3 separate regions of the Homo sapiens genome follow, and all the other regions are linked to region 2. A link is a loop called in an ENCODE intact Hi-C map of the cell type or tissue named here. Cell type or tissue: heart left ventricle. All regions are shown on one strand.

The links. Peaks named below come from ENCODE experiments on the same cell type or tissue, not always from the same donor. Only the 100,000 strongest peaks of a DNase experiment are listed, where the experiment ranks them.
Region 1: a loop joins it to region 2, with 6 times the contacts of the local background. A loop is called at or near these places in 10 of 110 quality-filtered maps.
Region 3: a loop joins it to region 2, with 2.1 times the contacts of the local background. A loop is called at or near these places in 18 of 110 quality-filtered maps.

Annotation. Positions count from the first base shown.
Region 1 is chr1:56,802,693-56,810,692 of GRCh38, forward strand. The region is part of intron 1 of FYB2 (FYN binding protein 2); the gene reads right to left. Among named protein-coding and RNA genes, the nearest start is that of FYB2, 13 kb to the right of the region's middle. In heart left ventricle, CTCF peaks have their summits at 1,057 (motif pointing left) and 4,451 (motif pointing left); no DNase peak of the experiment used is centred here; H3K27ac peaks cover 2,280 bases.
Region 2 is chr1:56,641,066-56,649,065 of GRCh38, forward strand. PRKAA2 (protein kinase AMP-activated catalytic subunit alpha 2) reads left to right here and starts at 4,249. Exons shown (of 9, transcript NM_006252.4): 1 at 4,249-4,416. The coding sequence starts at 4,323. LOC101929935 (a long non-coding RNA gene) reads right to left here and starts at 4,253. Exons shown (of 3, transcript NR_135111.1): 1 at 4,153-4,253; 2 at 2,435-2,559. In heart left ventricle, no CTCF peak of the experiment used is centred here; DNase peaks (open chromatin) are centred at 4,166 and 4,516; H3K4me3 peaks cover 3,461 bases; H3K27ac peaks cover 3,974 bases.
Region 3 is chr1:56,706,123-56,714,122 of GRCh38, forward strand. It overlaps PRKAA2 (protein kinase AMP-activated catalytic subunit alpha 2), which reads left to right. Exons shown (of 9, transcript NM_006252.4): 8 at 1-96; 9 at 1,353-8,000. The coding sequence ends at 1,591. Among named protein-coding and RNA genes, the nearest start is that of PRKAA2, 65 kb to the left of the region's middle. In heart left ventricle, CTCF peaks have their summits at 3,353 (motif pointing left) and 3,553; no DNase peak of the experiment used is centred here.

The DNA.
Region 1 (8,000 bases), 160 kb after region 2:
TGAAGAATCTCAATTGCCTTTTCAAGGCAATAAGAGAGGAGGAAATATTTTGGTGTAGGGAACCCTTCGGTGGATTTCAGATCATATCACCTTGCACTTTCTTGTCTGCATGTGCCTACACTCCTTGTCATGAAGGCCTTTCTGTCCATCCATCACCAATTACAGAGCCATTAGAACTTTCATCTAAGAATTCCAATAGTACATTAACATCAACACAATCATCTTCCTAGCATCAACATGAAAATTTGTGTGTTAGCAGCCTCTCTATAAAATCTCTTCCATCCATTTCTTTCCCTGCACAAGACCCCAGTCTTCATGTCTTCCTCTTTCTTTGAAACATTGCTTGGATTCTCTGAGATTTAGTTTCAGCACCAATTTAGGTCTACAATCCTTACAAAATCCTCTGACCAAGTATACTTTGGAATTCAAATTTTTTCCAGTTTTAGAAAGGTAATATATTACAAATTCTGTATACGTAAATCCTAGTGTGGTCTGAGACAGCATGCTGTGATCAAACATGTTACCATTTCTATAGTAAAACATATTAATGTTCATATAATGCAAGATAAATAAAGACCATAAATTGTCTCATGTTGGTTCAGGCAGGCTTTTGAAACCAAAAATGTTATGAAAAATTAGTGGGTTTCAGAGCTTATTGGATTTTGGAATTGTGGGTAACGAGATCATGAACTTTTCCCTAACCACTTCCTCACATTTTCTTAAGAAGGAAGAAGAAAAAGCAAAACAATTATTCAGCTCCAGGCATAATCAATGGTAGCTGGACTGATAGTTATTCCCTGGTTCAGCATGTTGTCTTCTGCTACTTAGATTTTTGCAATCATTTTCTAACTGGTAACCCAGCCTCACACAAAAATGTTGCAGGGATCTGATGGCTCTAAAATACAATTCCAGTCTAAAATGTCACTCCATTTAAAAAAATAATATAGTGTTTCACAAGTATCTATCAGTTAAAGTGCTAATTCCTTCACCTCCTTGATCTGGTCCCAAACCGCCACCACACAGCTTTATGTTGCAGTCACGTAGAACTCCTGGGCTCCCTCTAGTGTGGGCCTTGTTTTCCTGCATCCCATCACAGCCCATGCTTCACCTGCCATCTGGCATGTCCAGAATGTCATAGCACGAAATCTACTGTCCAAATTTTACTCATTCTTCTAGGCACAGCTTACATGCTTCCACCATCAATGGCCCCTTCAAAGCTTAACCTCTTTCTCCTCAGACCTCTTCTGGCAATTGTTCTTAATCCTGGCTGTGCATGGGAATATCCTGGGGACTCCTGAGCCTGCCCCACTGAAATAGAAGCTCCGAGGAGTCCATATTTTATAAATAACCTTGAGTGCTTACTGTGAGGCCAGCTCAGCACCTGGTCCAAGGAACGGATTTGAAAACATGTCTTACAGCACTTCATCTGCAAATCTCTTTTGGTCTTATGCCCTTTGCCACTTTCCATATCCTACTACAATTATTCAAGTAGATGCTTCATCTGCCCTATATTCCATGAACTCCTTGAGGTCAGGTAGAAATACATGCTCACCTTTGTGGAGCCTACAGTTTCAAGCATGAAAATTTGCTCCTAGTAATACTCAATAAGTATTTACCAAACTAACAGCAAATGAAATGAGTGAATATATTTCTGGAGTAATAACCTCCTGAGGGGATGATCTTTTAAAAGGCTTTCTTTGAGAACTACAAATTAATTTCATGCCAATGATGCATCTAAAGCGCAGGTTCAGGTCAGATGCAGTGGCTCATGCCTGTAATCCCAGCACATTGGGAAGTTGAGGTGAGCAGATCACTGGAGGTCAGGAGTTCAAGACCAGCCTGGCCAACATGGTGAAACCTCATCTCTACTAAAAATACAAAACAAAAATTAGCTGGGCATGACGGTACATGCATGTAGTCCCAGCTACTCGGGAGGCTGAGTGGGGAGGATGGCTTGAACCCAGGAGGCAGAGGTTGCAGTGAGCCGAGATGGCACCACTACACTTCAACCTGAGTGACAGAGTGAGACTCCATCTCAATAAATAAATAAATAAATACATAAATAAATAAATAAAGTGCAGGTTCAATCACGCCACTCCTCTGCTTAAAATCTTTCAATGGCTCCTTGTTACCTTATTGGTAAATCATACATTCCTTAGCCAAACACATAAGGTCTTCTCTGATCTTTTCCTGTCTACAGCTCCAGCTTCATTTCCCACCACTTCCTGCCTCTAACTCACCCCTGCAGTAAAACTGAACTTGCCTCTGTGCATCTGCTGTTGCCCCTGCCCGGAATGCCCTTCCTGCTTTTCTTTGCCTGGCTAAATGTATTCATCTTTTGAGATTTTTTAGCTGAGTTACCAATCCCTCCGAGCAGCTTTTTCCAGTTCTTAGGTTGGGCCAACTGTCTGTACTTGCTCCATTTTAGTACCTTCTGCTTCCCTCTGTCTTTCCACTTATCTAATTTTGTTGATTAAAGTGATTTACATACGTGTCTGCTTTACCACACCCCACTCGCACATGTAGATCAGATTTTCTTTTCACTTGTGCTTCTGTCACTGTGTCTAGGCACACAGAGAGTAGATGGACGATACGTGTCCTTTTGAATTAAACTGAGAAGATTAGAAAGCATTTGTTGTATATTTGTGGGTAGGGTAACTGGGGAAAAATTGGGAGTAATTCTTGATAAAAGAAAATGAAAGGTGCTTATTATGTTAATGCATTTCCAGGCACTGCACATAGCAGCTTGTGTATGTTGTCGTGTATGTTGTCTCAATTACCATAATCCTTACAACTGGCTTCTGAGCTGTGCCCCCTGAAGATGACAAAAGTCAGGATCAGAGCTTTCTGAAGCTTACCAGGACACATAGCAAATGGGTGCTAAGCCAAGATCTGAACCCAGCCCTGACACCAAAGCCTGTTGATATGGTTTGGCTGTGTCCTCACCAAAATCTCATCTTGAATTCCCACATGTTGTGGGAGGTACCCAGTGGGAGGTAATTGAATCACGGGGGCAAATCTTTCCTGTGCTGCTCTCATGATAGTGAATAAGTCTCAAGAGATCTGATGGTTTTATAAAGGTGTGCTCCCCTGCATAAATTCTCTCTCTCTTTGCCTGCTGCCATCCATGTAAGATGTGACTTGCTCCTCCTTGCCTTCTGCCATGATTGTGAGGCCTCCCCAGCCATATGGAACTGTAAGTCCATTAAACCCCTTTTGCTGTATAAATTACCCAGTCTTTATCAGCATGTCTTTATCAGCAGCATGAAAATGGACTAATACATCTGTGGTGTTTTAAAATCAACTCTATGCTATACGACATGCCTTTTCCTTAATAACAGTGTTTCCTCTCATCTTTTCCAGACTCATCCAACAATTATTTGTTGTATTCCTATTACAGGTAACATAAATGCATGAGGCAGACACAGGCCTTGCTGTCCTGGGGTTCACAGTCTCATGGAAAAGATGGACACATAAACAGACGATGACAACACCTTGAGGTCCCTGCTGTGATGGAGCAGCACCAGAGGCAGGACAGGGAACACCTAACCAGACTGGGGACAGAGAGAACTTTCCAGAGAAAGTGAGACAGACATAAAGAACAAATAGGAACTTGGCTGTCAAAAGGGGGAATGAGATTATATTAGGTTGGTGCAAAGTAATTGTGGTTTTTGCCATTGAAAGTAATGGTAGAGGAGATGGCATTTCAAAGACCTGAACCTGAGAGAGTCTGGCATGTGTGGGTTTCTGGAGTGGGGAGTGTGGCTGAAATGTGAGATGAGAAGGAGAAATAGGGCTAGGGTGGCCCCTTGAAAGGTCTCACAGGCCACTAGAAACAAACTTAACAACACAAATTTACATATTTATGGTTCAAAATTCCTTCACAGAATATACTGGGAGATCATGAATATCAAAATGATATTTTGCAACCTTCAAATCCCCTCACTCAAGGCACAGGCCTATAGAGAACCCCCAAAGCAAAGTGAAAAACAAAGGGAGATAACTATTCATTGCAAACAAATGGGGTTTATGATGTCTTTTAGGAAATCAGCCAAAACCAAAAAATGCTATGGGTTGATATTGCTTCGATACTAAAACTTAAGCAACATTTAACTGCATTTTGTGGTGAGGGTAAGGGTTTCAGAGGAAAAATTGGGCCATATATACCCTCAGGTGCCAAGTTCAAAATATAGCTTTCAGCAAAAGGCTCAAGTTTAACTTAGTTGGCAGCCTGGGGATCACGGCCTGAAGTCAGAATTTATGATCTCTGCAAACATGCCAAGTCCTCCAACAACCCAATTACAGCCCATCCCTGATTACATGCCCCACACTCACTCAGCATTGCAACTTGGGCCTAGAACAGGAGGCTTCACTAGAAACTGCCTGCCAGGGAGCTGGAAAAACCGACCACAGAGCGTCCTTATTTGAAAGGGTTTCCTGCTCTCCCTGCTGCCCTCTCCTGCTGCAGACAGAACAGTCACTCAGTGTCTTTTAGGTTTATGACAGTTTTATTTAAAGTGCAATTTAATGAAAACTGAAAAAAGAAGGGTTGAATAACCTCTGTGAGCCACTTTATTGCTTTTACTCCACAGCTATGATGTAAACTCCTCAGCCGATGTGGCCATTTTAATTTCTTAGATTTGTTTTCTATATTAGAGTCCCAGCTGCATGAAGAAACAGTAAAAGAAATCAGAGACACCATTCTAAATGCATCTGGGGCAGGTTTTACAGGTGTTAGATGTTTTTGCTTTTTAAAGAAGATAAAGGAGCCCCTGTCTGGTTTTCTGTCTATTCAGGACCCTATTTTTCCAATACTAGCAATGGAAGTCATTTTTAAGATCTGGAGTGCCAATCATTATCATCATGCTCATCATTATTGCCTCTGCTACTTCTATGTCACCCATTACCACACCCCACTAATTACTGAGCTTGCACCACTGCAGTAGATGCAGTGCATCTCCACTTCAGAGATAGAACCTCAGATTCTTCTAACAACCCAGCAAGATTGGTAAGCGTTGGAATTCCCGTTTTATAGATAAAGAAACTGAGGCTTGGAGAGAAAGTAAGTTTGGCTTAGGGATTGAAAACTATGCTCTGGACTTTGGAATCAGATATCTGTGTTTGGATCCCTGCCCTTTCATTTTCAGCTAGATGATTTTAACTTTCATTCCCATCAATAAAATGGCAACAATAATAGTATTTACTGTATTGCCAATTAATTCAGACAATCCAAGTTAAGTGTGAATCACAGTACTTGGTAAATAGTATATTTTCTAGAAATGTGAGCTACTTATGATTATTATTGCCATCATTATTATTACTGGTGTTGTCAAAGTTTGCATTGTTGTCAAGAGGTAAGTTTGGATTTAACAATGAGGTCAGATTCCAATACTCAAGATTGTTTTACTATACCACACTGGGTTAGGCCCTTTTCATACATTATTTTGTTTACTCTGCCACTATACAGCATTAGAGAAGTGATGAACTCCATTTTACAGATGAAGAAATTAAAGCTGGAGGGTTCAAGTCAACTTACTTGACTAAGACCAAAGAGCTAGTAAATAGCAGAACTAGACCCACTGACCTTGATCCCCTAGCTCTTTCTAGTATACTCCTACAGCCTCAATTCTTGGCTGCAAGCAGTCAAGAAATGCAACTAAAGGGTGTTTGAAAGACCCTTTATCTGGGACAAAATGTTTTCAGCCAAAATTGATGCTTGACAGCCTTTCTGCTTTCTAAATATGTATTCTTCTAATCCACTCAGTAAACCTCAGGATCTTCTTTACTCCAAGAACTTACAAAGCCAGACCTTCTTGTGAGAAAGGTTTACAGCAGCAATTAGTTACACACCAATACCTGACAAAGACTCCTGGCACCAGCTCCCAATTTCCTTCACCTTGGGAGGTTGCCAGCTGTGAGGGGCCAGCAACACATTCTGCAGCCTAGCTGGTTTCTTAGGAAAGAAGCATCCTTGGCCCTTTGGAGGAAACCATGCACTGCTAGCTTTAAAGAGAAACTGTGTACTGTATGCTGTAATAGAAAAGCATTAACTAGGAGAGCACTGAGTAGATCTGTATTCTAAGGTCACGTTATATCTCATCCCCATCTGTGAAATGGATATGCTGGTTTACAGCAGAGATTTCACTAATGATCCTTGCATGGAGAGAAAGCCGAATGATGGTAATCTTTGTCTAGACTTCCTGCCTGCCTTCTTCATTCATTAGCTTAATCAATAAATATTAATCCTCTATATTAGATGTGAACCCAAGCTACCAAGTTGTGCATCTATTATGTTGTTACACACACACATACACATATATAGATATAAATATAGCATACAATAGTTCTACATCACTATTCACATTGTGATCACAGAGACCATTCACATTGGCCACCATGTGAACAGCACCTATTGGAGTTGTGCAACTCAGTGGCCCCACTGCAGACTTCAGTGGTGACAGTGGTGAACAAATGTTCTCTGCTCTCACAGAACTTCTAGGCAAATGGGTAACTTTAAAGGTCTACAGAGATCATTCGTTCAATTACTAGTTCAGTGCCAACTATGTACAAGGTATTCTTCTAGACATGTGAAAATGCACTGTAAATTGTAAAACATAATACAAGTATATTATTAACAGCTATTTTCCTCTTCTCTCTCCCTCTGAATTTTTTTTTCTCTACATCCAGTCTTACCTCTTCTAGTTCATCCACTTCACTAGATTTGCTCTTCCTTTATTCCCTCTTGGGTTTCCTAACATAGTGACCAGAGCAGAGAAGACACTGTGAATATTTGCTGAAGGAATGAATGCCTCCATGCTTTTGCACACATGTCACTCTCTTTCCAGAATGCTCTTACCCATGTTTATTGTCTGAAAAATATTTGTTTTACTTGACTCAACCCAGCTGCAAGTCCCCAAGGAAACTTTCCATCAGGGATGCAGTGAGGGGTGGCCACTCCCTGTGCTCCTAGAGCTCCTGTCCCTGCTCCATTGCAGTGTTTATTACACTCTAATTGTTTTTTTACATTTTTTCCCCTTCCTCCCTAGACTAGGAGCAACTTCAAGTGCAGCAATAGGGTTAAGAACATGGGCTTTGGATTTAAAAGTCTTAAGGTGAAATCCTACCTCTCCGAATTCTGACTCTTTCACCTTTACAAAGCTATTTCACTTCTCTCTTTTCCTACCTCCTGATCAGTGAAGTGGGGATACAGCTTTTCACATCCTAGGAATGCCATAGACATTAACCTTGGCCTGGTGCCTGACACAAAGCAAACCCACGATAATGATATTTTGTTGAAGATAGTTGTGATATGGATAAAGAGAGAGGAGAGAAAGAAGGAGGAGGAAGGGGAGAAGGAAGAGAAAGAGGAGGGGGAAGAGGGAAAGAAGGAAGAAGAGGAAGACAGTGATTATCATGATGATCATGGTGATTTTTAGTGATGAAATGACTGTGGCAGAGTACATGTTCAGTAAATATGTTCAGAATTAATCAACCTGATGGTTTCAGATGGAAAAATTGTATCAGTTCTGTTAGGTGGCATTTTAGTTTCCAGTAATAGAAATGCTCCAATTTTGCCTCCTTCTTCTGCACTCACGGACATGAACTCATTCCATGAAGTTTTCTTGGAGTTTTCACTCCAGTCTGTACCCCTTGGCTCTAGTCATTCTGTGAAACTACCCTATGAAGTACCCTCTTCCCCTCACTCCCCTGTTTCCCACCGAGGCAGCTAACAATGCTAGTACAGAACAAGGGGCATGGGACCCACTCTGTAAACATTTAGTTCTGCTCTGTTTAGACTTAGACTCAATTCACACACCCATTTTCCACTCCCTCCCAGAGGCTACCTTTTTCTCTCAGCAAAATCTGAAAGATATCAAAGAGAATTTTAGCAAGATTTTTCTTTAAATAAAGGGCTAAGGAAACCAAATGGAGATGGCCTTGAGTTGGTCATATGGGCACTGGGTCAGACTTTGTTACTTAGCTGAGAGATGCCAGTTTCA
Region 2 (8,000 bases):
GTAATTATTGAGCTTGTACTTCCTATAAAATACCATAAACATCCTTTATTATTCATTGAGTGTCCAAATTTTTTATTTTAAATTGGAGACAGCCATAGAAGCCCTATATCATGAATCTATAGACTTCAAAGGTGCTAACTCATGCCTCTCTAACCTCACTAATGACTGCTGTGCTGAGATGTAAAATTATGCTTTGCCTTTAATATGTGTATACATAAAATAAAACTGCACTCTTCCCTGTATTGTTGTTACTTGATTCTCTAGCTTAGTAACTAACCCTTTCTAAAATTCAATTTAGCAAATATTTTTGGAATGATATACCAGGTTCCACTAGGCCCCAGAAACAGCAAGTGGGGTATGAACATATCATTTGCATATATAATATGTAAATATAAATACATATATGTATCTATCTATATGTATGTATAATGTATATGATAATAGAATTGATAAATTCTATATTAGCTATATTAAACATGTACAATGGAAAACCTAAAAAGAAACATGTGATGAAAAACTTAATGAATCATGCTTAATGTCAGAATTATCTTTCTATTCTATTTAAAAATTTACAAAATATAAAGAGGTAATCAAAGAGTATACAGCCAGAAAATGTAGAAAACAGGTATTATAGAGGTATGTTAGATAATTAATTTATAAAAATATTGTTATTTGTCTGGATTTGGGGATGTTTGTGGCATTTGTCAGCTTTTATAAATTTGTAGAGAGTTGTTTTTCACTTCAAATTCTCACTTTCATACCCAATTTTGCATTTTTTTTTTCCCTTAAAGAGATTCCCCCACACTGAATAAACTTCAGGTGCCACATTCTGAATCTGCTTGGATATCTATATTTTGTCAGGCATTGTCCCGGGAGCTAAGGATACATCAGTGAACAAAATAGAGAAAAAAGGCCTCTCTTCTTTTGTGAAGTTTAGATTCTAATTGGGAGAAACAGACAAAAATATAATAAGCACATAAATTAAATAGTATGTTACATGGCTAGTGCTATGTAAAAAAGTTGAGGAGGGTCAGGGGATGAGAGTGCAGGGCAGAGAGCATGAGTGAGATAAAACTGCAATTTAGGCCTGGTGCGGTGGCTCACGCCCATAATCTCAGTACTTTGAGAGGCTGAGGCAGGACAATCACTTGAGTCCAGGAGTTTGAGACCAGCCTGGGTAACATGGCGAGACCCTGCTTCTAAAAAAAAAAAAAAAAAAAAAAAAAAATTTAAAAAAAATTACAAAAAAAAAAAAAAAAAAGAAACTGCAACTTAAATAGGGTGGCCAGGGTAGGGTTCACCAAGAAGGTGACTGTGAGCAAAGACTTGAAATAATTGGTTACTGATAATACCAATGGTGTCTAGTACAGTATATTAGTTTAGTGGTCTTGCATTAATGTCCTACTCAGGACTTATTTTAGAATATTTGAAGGTAAAACAACCCCAAAGTTTCAGAAGCAGGAGGGTAAAGCAGCAATAGTTGGACCAGCGCTAAGAACTGAACACCTCCCTGGGGCACTGGTCTTAGAGATTGGTACTAAACAATAGCGGCGTGAAACCTTCATTGGAAGATAATAAAATGGGAACATTGCATTTACCAGGTCATCTTTAGGGGTGAGACCTCCAAGAGGCATGACCCTTAAGGAGATCTACTCTGATTAACTGTCGAGTTTTCTACTGCTGAATAGGAAGAGGCAAATATGGAACCTTATCTTGAAGTGTCCAGGACAACAGAGGGCTGAGTACTGCCACCAAGAGTTGTCCTTCTTACCCACTTACCATTCAACCTTTCCTCTAAATAAAAGTCAGAAAAACAACAAAAAGTAGTTTAAATACTTACAAATTTATAGGATATATTATTGGACTGCCCAAGAAATAATAAAAATATGAAAATGGAACCACAACTGTGACAATTTTTAACTTTCTTAGAGCACCATACTTTCTTTTGGCATAGGCAGCTGCGGTATAGTAGGCAGACTGAAGGACAAGTCAGAACTGGATATGAGTTCTGACTCTGCCACTTTTTAGCCCTGGGCAAATCAGAAAGGGAAAAACTAAGTTTTATCATCTATAAAATGGGAATAATAATCTTTCTTTTATGACAATTAAATAATTGTGTTTAAATGAACTTCTTAATCAACAAAGTATCATAGATGTTTCACATAGTAACAAAACTATAAGGTAGTCCACAGTAGCTATGTAAGAATCATAGTTATGAAGTATATAATAATTTAACTTACAGTATTTATCAACAAATAGTTAAGACAGTACGAAATGCTTTGAAATCTCAATTTACAGTTAGTCTTTATGTAGCTTCAAGAAAGCAATCATCTAACTTCAAGTGAAGACTTTTCAACATCTTTTAACGGGATATTAGAGCAGAAGACATATACATCTCATACCTCAAAAGCAGAATAGGTCTTTTCTTACTCACTTGACTACTGAAGGAATGACCCTTAACCAGATGAAAGTTCAGCACAAAAATAACTGGCTATTTTCTCAAAATTGCCAGCGAGGTAGAGTGATTCCTAGATGATACTTGTCAGCAAGAAAGATGATCTGAAGAATGAACAAAAATAGCCTCTGTTTAACAGCTGTGATATCTATAATTTATAAGCTGTGATCATCTCTCATCAGATTGTCTTGATGTTTGGATGAGAATGAATGTTTGAAATTTCTATATTTAGTACTTATCAGAAAACAAAGTTTTGTTGTGTCCTATTCTTTTTGATCAATACATTTCAATTTACATATAAACAGTGTTCAAGAGACTTCATGTTTGAGGAATGTGACCTTGAAACTCTACTGGCATGCAGTGCTATAAATGTTTGACTAATCCTTAATTACTTATCCCCAAACAGAATTTTTTTTTACTGTTTTAAAATTTTTTATTTCATTGGCAAATAAAAATTGTATATATTTAGTATGTATATGTTTTGAAATATATTGATTGTGGAATGGCTATAAGTCAAGCTAATTAACAAACATATTGTATACGAATCTTTTTGTGTGTGTGGTGAGAAGCAAATAAACTTTAATCACTGAAAGACAGAACAACATTAAAGAATGAGACAACATTAAAGGAAGGAAGGAAGGAGGGAAGGAAGGGCGGGAGAGAAGGAAGAGAGGCAGAGATAATCGCTTTATTACCTAATTCTTTGCCAGTCTTTTTTCTTTTTTTTTGTGGGGGAGGGTGGGGAGGTCAGTCTTTGAACACGCTGCCTAGGCATCATGCTTCTAATTTCCTCTTACCACTCTTTTCACTTCTATATCACATTTATTCTTCCTTTAATATGTGACCTTATACTGGCCTCGCCCTTCACAATTCCTCTGTCGCTTACGTATTTTACTTTCTGTGGGCAGAACATTGTTTCCCTTTCCACGTCTTTCCCATTTCCTTCTTGTACAGCTGTATCACATTTCGGTACTATATGTTTATATAAGCGCGTGGTAAAACTACATATTTATATAAGCATGTGCTAAAAAACACTCGAGCAAATACCGTGACTGAGATTTTTTGGAAAACTGTGGGCAAATTAGTTAAAATTGAGAGCTCTGGCGGAGAGGGTCTCTTCCATCTATAGGACAAAATAATTGGGAATTACAGAATAAGTAGAGGAGGACAATTCAAGAGAGCACAGAGCTGCGTGCATTCTCCCTGTGCCGCGACCTGTATCCAAAAGCCTCAGACGAGACTTGAGGAGCTTCCTAGAGGCTCTCCTGCCACTGCCCCTTTGGCCAGGGCCCTTCCCGCAGTCTCCCCTCCCGATTCTTCCCTTTTACAGCCCCTCGCTCCCGACATGCGAGGCCCGTCTCTTCTTCCAGTTTGACTTCCAAGTCTTTCCATTCCCTAGGATCGGGCCCCAGTCTCACCCCCTATTTTCACCCCCTTCGGTTTTCCTCAGAAAGGGCCTCCTGCCTCCCTCGGCACCCTCGCCTACCCCCCTCGCAGCACCTGTCGCCTCCGCCCCTCACTCGGACCCCGCGCATCTGGCGCAGCCCCTCCCGCACTCCCGCCCAGCGCCCCGCGTCCCCGGCCCCCGCTGTCGCTGCTTCGGGTTCCGCCGCAGGAGCCTCTCACTCCCGGGAGCGGGCGCCTCGCGCTCCCTCCCTCGGCCCCGCCCCGCCCGCCGCTCGCCCGTTGCTTCCCACCTGGGCCCGAAGCGCCCAGCGCCCTCTCCCGGGACCCCGCGCCCGCCCCGCGCCCCTCGCGGCTCGGGGTCCGCCCCCTCGCCCGCAGGGCCCGCTGCACTGTGGGTAGGCGGCGGCGGCGGCGGCTACGCGGAGCGGCAGGCGGTGGAGCGAGGCCGCGCGCGCCGAAGATGGCTGAGAAGCAGAAGCACGACGGGCGGGTGAAGATCGGACACTACGTGCTGGGCGACACGCTGGGCGTCGGCACCTTCGGCAAAGTGAAGAGTTGAGTACGCGCTCCGGACCGCTGTGCGGGGCTGCCTGACTTGCGGGAGGCCGAGGGGAGAGGCGGGAGCCCCGGGCCTCCGGCGGGCGCGGGGCTCGGCGGCAGGTGGAGCGGTCCCGGGTCGCGCGGAGCTGGGGCCCCGGGAGGGTGGCGCGCACCGCCTCGCCTGGCACCGGCGCCCGGGCCCCACAGGGTCCAGGGAAGAGGGCGGGGGTGTGAGCTGAGGATGGGCGTCCTGGGTTCCAGGTTCCGCGCCCATCTGCCTTTCTGGAGGTCGGAGCAAGGCACTTCTGTGTTCTCTGGACCTCAGTGTCCTCCTCTGCAAAATCGGGAGAACTGGACTCGTTCTGCGAGGCGCCTTCCAGCTCTGAGCCTGTAGGCTTAGGGCGGGGATCATCCACGCTACTGAGGACTGAGGCGCCGTTTCGTGCCGGGTGCCCTGTTAGGTGCTTTACATGGAATCTCATTGAATCCTCACAGTGACTTGGTCAACATGTTGTCCTCACCCTAAAGGTGAGAAAACTAGGACCCCTAGAGATGTAGTAACAAGCCCAAGGTCACACAGAAATGGTCAGTACCAGAGTGAAGTCTAAGATGTCCTCCAATTCTGGTCTTGCTGGGAGGTCCCTGCCATCCCCAGATTCCTTCACGTTCCAGGACTCTCGGTTGTTGGGGGTGACTGTTTGGGGGATGCTCCAGGGGCCAGAGGTTGTGAGTCTTTCTTCCTGGGGTGTTGTTTAACGCTGGAATGCAGCTGGATTGGGTCAGAGGTTAATTAAAACAGAGAGGTCTGAAGGTGTTTGTGTTTGTAAAATGGCTATGGGAAGACTTCTAGGGTAAGGGAGAGAAAAAGTTTCCTTGGTGTTTGGAGGATTTGAGGCTGAGGAGGTCAGGACTGCTAAGGCATATTCTGCTAAGGTCTGTCTTCATGGAGATAGGATCCCCTTTTGAATGTAGAAAAACAGGCTGCTTTTGAAATGTTATACTTTATTCGAGTTAAGTAACTAGTAAGAATAGTTAAGTATGGAACTTTCATTTGTTTTCTTTTTTGTTAATTAGTCACATGTGATTTAATTAACCTGCCTTCTCTCCAGAATAGAGACAGTTGTTTATTAAAAATACTTTGTTGCAAATCCAGAATTATAAGTGAAATATTGACCTTTATTTTTTCTCTTTGCTGAAGAAATGCTGGGTAGGCAGTCTGGAAATTTTATTCTGAGGTCTCTATTTCCTTGTAAAATTCATATTTTAACCCCAAGTCAAGGCTGTTGAATGAGTAGAAGAGACTCATTTTTCATTCCTTTGGTAAGAATCAGCTCCTGTTTTCTTGCACATATTTAATACTCATTCATGTGTTCAAAAAACGCTGAGCACCTGCAACGTGGTAGGCACTGTTCTAGGCAATGAGGATACAGCAAGGAAAAAACAGATCTTTTTGTTTAGCTTTCTAGTAGGAGAAGGCAGACAGTAATCAGAATATATATGTAAAAGGTATGTTTAATTTTATTGAGAAAAACGAATCAGGGAAGGGAAGATAGAGAGTCTTGTGAGGTTGGCAGTTTTCAATAAGGTGGTCAGACAAGGTGGTATTTTTGCAAAGACCTAAAAAGTTTGTAAAATTCTTTGCTGTCCTGTGAGGGTTATAAAGTCCTGGGTTATTTTTGAAAGACCTTATAAGTAGAGTGGATAGTTAGAATGTATTTAAGATGAATACAGGACAATCCAGGGATTGGATTAATGCCTGTAATGTTACTTGTCATTTAGTATTATTATTAAGGACTATTGTGTTACAACATTATACAGTTGCTCAAGCAAACAGCGCCTTTGACATTTGGACATGTACACACAAAGTTATATAACTTAACCCTATGTCCTTTCATATTGTGTTAAAAGTTTTTGCTTGTCTTTTTAAGTTCATATACTGTAATCTGAATGTAGAGTAGAATACTCATCAGATCAATCAGTCCATTGCCAAAGACAACTTAAATCTCTTGTATGTACTTTTGAATTGTTTCCAGGCACTGGCTTCTTAAAATATAAACAGAAAGAACTTTGATTTATGAGAAATTCTTTTCCTGGAGAACCTCTGTCCAATGAACAACCAGTTGAAGGAGTTTTCCTAACACTGTGTTAGATCCTCTCAAAAGTGATACCATGGTTTCCTATCCAAGATTAGGATTAGTACAATTGTTACTCATATAATTCTTCAAGGGACAAGCGAAACAAAAAGTCATGTTTTTTTTTTTTGTTAGAAAACAGCTTTATGGTTGGGCACTGTGGCTCACACCTGTAATCCCAGCACTTTGGGAGGCTGAGGCGGGCGGTTCAATTGAGGTCAGGAGTTTGAGACCAGCCTGGCCAACATGGCGAAACCCCATGTCTACTAAAAATACAAAAATTAGCCAGGCGTGGTGGTAGGCGCCTGTAATCCCAGCTACTGAGGAGTCTGAGGCAGGAGAATCACTTGGACCCGAGAGGCAGAGGTTGCAGTGAGCCAAGATTGCATCACTGCACTCCAGCTTGGGCGGCAGAGCAAGACTCCATCTCAAAAAAAAAAAAAGAAAAGAAAAGAAAACAACTTATTTAGGTATATTTTATATATGAAATTCATCCATTCTAAGTGTACAATTCAGTGATTTTTACTAATTTTGCCAAATGTTGCAACCATCATTATAGATAGGTTTTAGGACATTTGAGGACACCACAGTAAGATTCTTTATACCCATTCACAGTTAATCTCATTTCTACCCTCAGTCCCAGGAAATCACTAATCTGTTTTCTGCCTGTATAAATTTGCTTTTTCTAGGCTCTTCTTCATAAACGTGATCGTTCAATATGTCATCTTTTGTGTCGAGCTTCTTTAACAATGCTTTTGAGATTCATGCATGACATAGCATGTGCCATTAATTTGTTCCTTTTTATAGTTGAATAATATTCCATTGTGTGGATATGCCACATTTTGTCTATACAAAACCAGTTGATGGTCATGGTTTCAAGTTTTGGGCTATTATAAATAATGGCACTACGAATATTCACATGTAAGTCTTTGTGTGGACATATGTTTTCATACACCTTGGGTAAATAACTAGAAGTAGAATTGCTGGGTCATATCGTAGTTTTATGTTTTACTTTTTGAGAAACTGCAACACTTTCCCAAAATGGTCACACCATTTTATAACATTCCCATCAAAGATGTATGAAAGTTCCCTTTTCTGAGTATCTTTGCCAACATTTGTTATTGTCTGCCTGATTTATTATAGCCATTCTAGTGGGTGCGAAATAGTATCTCATTGAGGCATTAATTTTGCGTTTCCCTAAGGACTAATGATGTTGAACATTGTCTCACGTAATTACTAGTCATTTATGTATTTTCATTGATGGAATGTCTGTTTATATCTCTTGCTTATTTTCTAATTGGGTTACTTGTCATCTTATAAGTTGAGTTGTGAGGATTCTTTGTAAATTGTGGATACAGATCCTTTAATGGATATATTTTGCAAATATTTTCTTCCAGTCTGTTGTGTCTTTTCATTTTCTTGTGTCTTTTGAAGTATAAAAGTTTTGAATTTTCATGAGGTCCAAT
Region 3 (8,000 bases), 65 kb after region 2:
GAAAAAATCCAGTGACTGGCAATTACGTGAAAATGAGCTTACAACTTTACCTGGTTGATAACAGGAGCTATCTTTTGGACTTTAAAAGCATTGATGGTAAGGAAGCTATGCATGCATGAGCTCTGAGAAGATAAAACTTGGCACTAGTTGACCAGATGTTAAAATCATCTCGAAGACATCCGGTGGGTAGGTCCTGCACTGGTTTTTAAGCAATCTAGACTTAACCAAAATGTAAGTGAAGTGAAAAGGATGAAAGACATGTTGAATACCTCTTACCTGGCATCTTTCCACAAGAAGTATCTCCGTGGCGTAAAAGAATCATTTGAAGTGTTGGCCGTGGAGCACAAGTAAGGAACAACAGGGAAGCAGGTTTTACTTTTCAAAATTAACTGACTTGTCAGATTCTTTGTCATATTTCTCCATTCATATTTTATTAGTTAGTATTATAGTGTCTAAACTTTCTCCTTCATCACCTTTCCTCATCCTGGGTGGCCAGGGCGACCAAATAGGTCTCCATTGGGATTTGGGTTGGATTTAGGTACCCATGGCAATCAAGGAGCCAAAGGCGTCAGGGAAAATTGTCATGTCCAAGAACTTAGTGTGTGCCAAGAATTAAACTTGGGTAAACCAAATCTGATTATTCATTTCAGAGGCCCAAGTGGGATAAAACCAGAATAAACTAAGGGTCAGGTGCTGGATGGAACAAGAATGGAACGGAGTTTAGAGTTAGGGAAGTTGTTTTAAACGAAGCATTTAAATTTTACTCTTGAACTACCATCAACTATGTATGGTAGTGTTTATATGGATCCCAGACCTGTTTCATCGAAATTACATGTTGTTGTTATTAAAACGCAGATCCCTGGGAACCACTCCAGACCTATTAAATCAGAATTTCTGGAGATTGGTCCTGGGAATCGTAGAAAATGCAGTTTTAACAAGATTTCTCTCACTTTGCCCTCCACCTCCCCAAGGCAATATATGATGGTGACTTTTGTTTTTACCTTAGTGATTTTTTTTGTTGATATGCTAGAAGAAAATAAGTTGTCAAGGATATGCTTTCTTCACATGCAGAGATATCAGTTTGATTCCAATATCAATGCCGATTACTCCAATTTGAGCAGGACTTAGGGGCCACATTTTGACTGTGTGCAAGTCTTGTGATTGGTAGCGATGTTTGTTATGATTGTTGGAAGGAAGAAGACTGTGTTTCTACAACACAGAAACATGACATTCATTATTAAGTTGCCCTTGCTCAGATGTGTTTACTTAATATTCTGAATATCATAAATTCATAGGAAGGGCTTGGGCATATATACTTTCCATATAAATTGCTCTTCTTTGGTCCATTTCAGATGAAGTAGTGGAGCAGAGATCTGGTTCCTCAACACCTCAGCGTTCCTGTTCTGCTGCTGGCTTACACAGACCAAGATCAAGTTTTGATTCCACAACTGCAGAGAGCCATTCACTTTCTGGCTCTCTCACTGGCTCTTTGACCGGAAGCACATTGTCTTCAGTTTCACCTCGCCTGGGCAGTCACACCATGGATTTTTTTGAAATGTGTGCCAGTCTGATTACTACTTTAGCCCGTTGATCTGTCTCTAGTTTCTTTCTGTTATTGCACTATGAAAATCAGTTATATTCTTTAAATTTTTATCTTACTTTTGGATAATATCCACTGCAATACTAATTGAGAAACATGAATTATTTCCAGGGGCACACAATGCTATTGAAATTACTGAAAACAAAATATCTGACATCTTATTTACTTGTAGAAATCTGTAATTCTATTGTGCCTATGATAAATTCACATAGGCAATATCTTTAATAGGTTAATATCAATGAAGATTTTTAATTACAATAATGAGTTCACTACAGACGATTAACACACCACACTGGCGAACCATCTCAATGTAAGGGTGGTTTGGCAACACCTCCTTGCTTTGCTGTTTGGTGTAGGTAAATCTAGTTTACTTCCTAAATTTCAGTAGGCTTTATGCTGTGTTTATGCCCCCAATTTATTTTAACAAAAGAAGATTAAAAAGTAAAAGAACCACGAGTAAGATATTATTTAAATGTTGAAATCTTAAAAACCTGCCTCCAAGATTTCAGAAGCCAAGTTTTTCTAACAGTATTTGTACAAATACTGCCTAGTGTATTCAACAGAAGGACTGTGGTCATGTAACAGGTAACCACAATTTTCAGGTTTCTTAAAAACAGCTGTAACTAACTCAGGATTTTTATCTTGAGATTTCCCTGAATAATATATTTATCTTAAGAGCCTTCAAGTTTCAAATTAATATTGGAACATCTGGAATTGCAACAACTTTTGTCTTTTACATAAACTTACGTCATTTAAAAAATGTCTTCAAAATCTACCTTTCTCAAATTCTTTTTGCCTCTATTTATTTTTGCATTTCACCAACAGTGATAAAATAGTTAAATGAAACAAAGCAAAGTATCAACAGTCCCTTAAATGAGAATCCTTATCTTTGATCTTTATTTTCTGTGTTAGGTGTTAGGGTCCTGGTGCAGCTCATAATGCTAATTCTTCATTGGAAGCCACTCCCTTCACCTCACCTCACCTAGTCACTATTGTCTTTGTTCATTGTTTGATCCTGAGTGGTTGATTGATATAGCTTTGAATCTTTTCTAGTCCAAGTTTGAAAACACTGTTCTGGCCCTAAGGGCTGGCTATGACCTTTACTGTTGAACCTGATAGGGCAGGGAAGCTTTGAACATCAAGAAAAAATTTTTATCTTAAATAAATAAATATATATATTCACACACCAGTGCTTTTAAGCAAAAACCAGTTTTTTTGTTTGTTTGTTTTGCTTTGTGCAGGTTTTCTTTAAGATTAAAAAAACACAAACTATAGCAGGGTAGATAATAGTTTATTGATTATATTTTGTTTTAGTAAAAGTATTTAATTTTAAATTCTGTGTAATTTATCTAATTTGTATTTATTCATTTGTTATTTTTATGTTGTAATTAACACTTATTTACCTGGATTACCCTAAAAAAATTAAGCTCTTGAAAACAAAAAAATGACATTACCTTGACAGGCTTCTCTTTGCCAAAAGTAATGTATGTTCTGCCAAGAAGCAAATGAGAATGTTAGACTAAGTTTCTCCTGTGTTAGTGGAAAACAAGTGTGTCTATCTTTAAATATTCTTTGAATCAGGAGTTTGCGTTGTGTCACATCATATGGCTTTGCAGATCTTTTAAAAACTGATGTTAAATAACTTATAAGTCCAACTTCTTAATATCAAGATAAATGAATAGTTCACCAATTTGGGAAGGAGGGCGGGTTGCAATTTGAGATAGTTTAAGGTTTAATTATTGAAAGACTGCCATCTTGTGGCACCAAAAGGTAATTTTTACATGATTATTTGTATAGTGATAAGCAGTCCTGCTGTGTTAGCCTGGTCCATTATAGATATGGCATAGTTTTGGGTTCTCTAAATGGGTCCATACCTCTTTTGGGAAAAAACAGGGCCACCTCATAATATTTGCCTGATTATGAATGGAATTACCTTAGAAATAAGGAACTAATCAGATTACTTAACCCCAATGACAAAATCCACAAAAATTTTGAAGGCAGAGAAACAGAAGGAATCCAGTGATGTTTTAGCTCCATTAGTCTAATAGGTCAGATATTAAAAAATTGTTCATATCAAAATTACCTTATATGGATTATTGCCATGTTTTTTGAGAGTTAATTATTTACTGTTTTCTAATTCTTGCCAGTATTTATGAACAGCTGTAGCTTGATATTTACCTACTGAATTTTAGGAGAACTAATGGTCACAGTTTGGGTTCTTTTATGTGTATGTTTTTAAAACAGCTATTTTGTGAATCTAGGTGGTTGGTTTTTAGAAGATTTCAGGAGATGCAGTCCAGCACAATTAGAGCTGGAACATTGTTACAGCAGGCTTTTTGTTGCTCATGGGCAGATAGAGGGAAAGAATCAGTTGTTAGCCCCAAATTTCCACATTTCAGTGTTGTAAACTCTGAATGTGATAGGTAGATGTGGGCTAAGAATAATTTCCTCCAGTGAAGACACGGGAGAAGAGCTTCTATTATGAGGTTATAGATAAGGCCTTAGTTATATCATGGAAATGGACTCCATGTAGTTCTAGAACTGCATTTCCCAAAGTATATCCTGTGAGATGCTCCACAGAAAAAATGATTGCATGGACTAAGTTTGAAAAATGTTGCATGCTACTCTTCCCCTCGAAGATGACAGTGGATGTCAGCATTAAAGACTTTGACAGGTCTTTCTGTGAAAAAAAGAAAGCCACATAACTTTGTTGAACTTTGCCCAAATTAATTTTTCATTTTAAAAAACTTAATAGCCCATGAAAAGCAAATTTGGGAAATACATTTTTTAGGAAAATACTGTCCCAGAATGCCATAATTAGGGTAGTTAATAATTAACACTTCCATTTCTCTTACTGGTTGTTGGGAGAATCTGATTGAAAATTAGAATTACTTTGTTTTAACTTGCAGACATGTTCATCGTGAGTGAATGCTGGATTAAATAGAATTTTCTGTGTCTGCAACTTGTTTCATGACACCTTGGTTTTCTTAATCATCTTGTATTATTATTTGAGTGCAACATTATTCTTATGCATGGGTGACTGAAAAACCTGAAACAAGATTACTTGTTAAAAAAAAGTCTAAGAGACTAATGACTCATGCTTATGGCTCAGTGGGTAATGAATCAGTGTCACTGATTCTTACTTTTAAAATGTGTAGTCAGTGAACATTTTCTAAATACTTTTCTTTGGGATACCATATGAAGATCTAATTCCTTATGTTTCAGTGTAGGAACAGCTACCTTCTCAAATAGAATATGCAGGGAGGGAAGTAGGCAAACCATTTACAAGTTGGGTTTTTGTTTTGATTAACCTGTTAAGAGACACTTTTGTAATCTCTAGTGTTTACATTCCTTTATACTAGCTATCTATAAAGAGAATCCAGAAGGCTAAATTAATCAGAAATAATTATATTTCTATGTCAGGGTATTGGCTATATGTAGCATGAACAATTCTCCATTTTCTGCAAATGGGTTTTTCAGGACAGTTTTATAATTCTGAGTTTGCTTTTTCTTATTCCCTAGACAGTTTGTACTCAGGGAATACAAATTGATTTTTACTGTTAAATGAGACATAGTTTAGAAAAAATCATAAGCAACTATTGTAGATTTTTGATCTGTTTGGATTTATCTGTAGCATTGAATAATGTGCAGTGTACTGAGTTAATGTAGGCACCTCACTTTGGATTTATAAAATGTAAAAACCTGGAACATGCCTGCCACAGACACCACTTTGTCTATTCACCGGGTACTAATTTACATCCTATTAATGGTTGTAAAAGCTGAGTGTCTAAATGCTAGACATGTTCACAATTTTGTCTGTTTTTGTTTATTTGTTTTTAAGACCCAAACCTTTTCAATCTTGCATTTATTTACTTGGTTCTCCTGTGTCACCCTGTGGCTTTTTAAATAGGGAATGTAATTTATTTTAATAGTAGTTCTCAAAGACTCTATTAAAAACTCTGGACGAGGGATATGTGCAATCTGTTGGTAAGTCACATCCTATGTTTGGCCTCATTTTTATAACTCCTAAAATGAGAAAGGTAGATTTTAACACTTCTAAGGTACCTTTGAGCTTTAAAGTTCTTTTCTGCTTTTCCATATGATTTGTGTTAGTGTTCACTTTTTATATATTTAGAGTTTTTATATGAGTGTGAATGTTTCTGTTTTGATTTGGTGAGGCATGTCAGAGGTATATACTTGAATATTTTTCTAAATACAGCTGCTGGAGGAATGCAAATGGCAAAAATCATCCAGAAAACCAAACACGGTGAAACATCACATCCATTTGGCATGAAGCAAAGCATTACAAATTTGGAGTGATGAAAGTGTTCCATATATTTTTTATAGTGATTTTTCGATCTAGAGACCCTTCATATTGTTTACTTACTATTACGATAACTTTGAGAGGTAACCAGAGAAAGCATTTTTGCCATTTCCAGATGAGGAAGCAGGACCAGAAAGCTCTTCATAAAGCTTTAACACCATACAAGTATCCAGCAGTGATCAATTGCTCTTTATAGGAAACCACCTTTCCTCTGGGGAAGAACAGTCTGAATTAATAAAACATCAGAGTGGTTGAGTAGTAAAAATAAACACAGATGTATTGCTTTCAAGTCTTAGAGTGACATAAAGTAGTCTTAAATAAATAGTTCTTAGTTTATTTTAAGCAGTTGATTGTACTAACGAGATGTAATTATCTGAAGTATTTATGATTAGCATATTGGTTTTTATAAGTATTTCTGAGTTATTGAGGGTGCTTAAAAATGCTGAAGAAACTTTAAAACATGATTCTTCTTATAATTTTATGTGATTCTTATAGCACAATCATTTTTGAAAAAGGAAAACTAGGCTGGGTGTAGTGGCTCATGCCTATAATCCCAGCACTTTGGGAGGCCAAAGTGGGTGGATCACCCGAGTTCAGGAGTTCGAGACCAGTCTGGCCAACATGGTGAAACCTCGTCTCTACTAAAAATACCAAAATTATCCGGTGTGGTGACAGGCTGCTTGTAATCCCAGCTACTCGGGAGGCTGAGGCACGGGAATCTCTTGAACCTGGGAGGCAGAGATTGCAATAAGCCAAGATCATGCCACTGCATGCCAGCCTGGGTGACAGCACAAGACTGTCTCAAAAAAAAACAAAAAAAGGAAAAAGAAAACTAGCCCCAGTCCCTGTCTAAATTGTTATAGTTTTTGACTATTATCTGAATTAGTCTTATCCAAATTTCATATGCAGATTGATTTTTCATTTTGTATGTATATTACATGATATAACTATTTTCATAGAATATATTTCTAATTTACAAACACTGAATTATTAGCTTGATAGAGTTTCTCCCAAACCTTATAAAACTTTGAAATGTACTTATGTTTGAGCTTTAAAAATTATAAAAACTTCATTTAAACAAGTTGCTGGCATCATTACTAGCCTTTCCACCTATAATTATGATGCATTTGATGCCACTGAACAGTAATAGCACAAAGAACAGGTCACACAGTCTAGACTGGATTGAGTTTTAATTAAACTTCTTCATCCATAGCCTGATAAGAATCAGGCTGGGTCTAGAAGAGTTATCAGACTGTAGGCCTGTATTAATTTTGCAAGCTAATGTTAATGTTTACTGCCAGCCTTGCATAGCAATGCCAGTTTGCAGTTGTGACTATGATGTGACTTTTGGTAAAAATGGTTTATATCTAAAGTAGTTTAGATTTTATGGAAGTGGCTCTTGATTGTTTGGACAAGCAGGGTAGGTAAATTTCAATTACGTTTGAAGTGTAATTAAATCCTAGAATAGAGCACTCTCCAGAAAAAAAAATGAAAAAAGAATTTGGAGAATATCCTGGCATGAAAACTTTTTTGAATAATACGTAGAATTTTGACAAGGTTCATACAGTGCATACAGTGTGACCTTTTCTGAGGTGGGCAGGGAGGGTTGCTACGTTGTGTTGATTTAAAATTTCAAGGAGGAACAAAAACATTCTAGCCAAGGAGAATTGCATTGTTATTTTTTTTTCTACTAATTTAAACGTGCATTTTTCACAGTTACACATTTAAGTTTTGCTACCAAAAATGGCCATTTTTCTAGACAGATAACATTTTCCTAAAGTGGAAGAGAGATCCACTGTTCTAAAAAAAAAAAAAAAAAAAAACACTAAATTGTGCCTTCTCCCTTAAATTATAAGAAGAGTAATAGTAAAAACTTGTTTAAACTATATTTTCTTTTTTTCTAATCCCTCTCAGTTCTCCTTAGATCTGCCTCCTACAAATGATCATGTTGTTTGCATCTGCCTGATTGAGTTCCCTTGGTCAAACCTCTCCCTATCACTATCAGAAGTTGTTCACTAAATGTATTTTCCTATTTCTTTCATGTTGATTGACTTTATAAGTCACCTTGGTAAACAT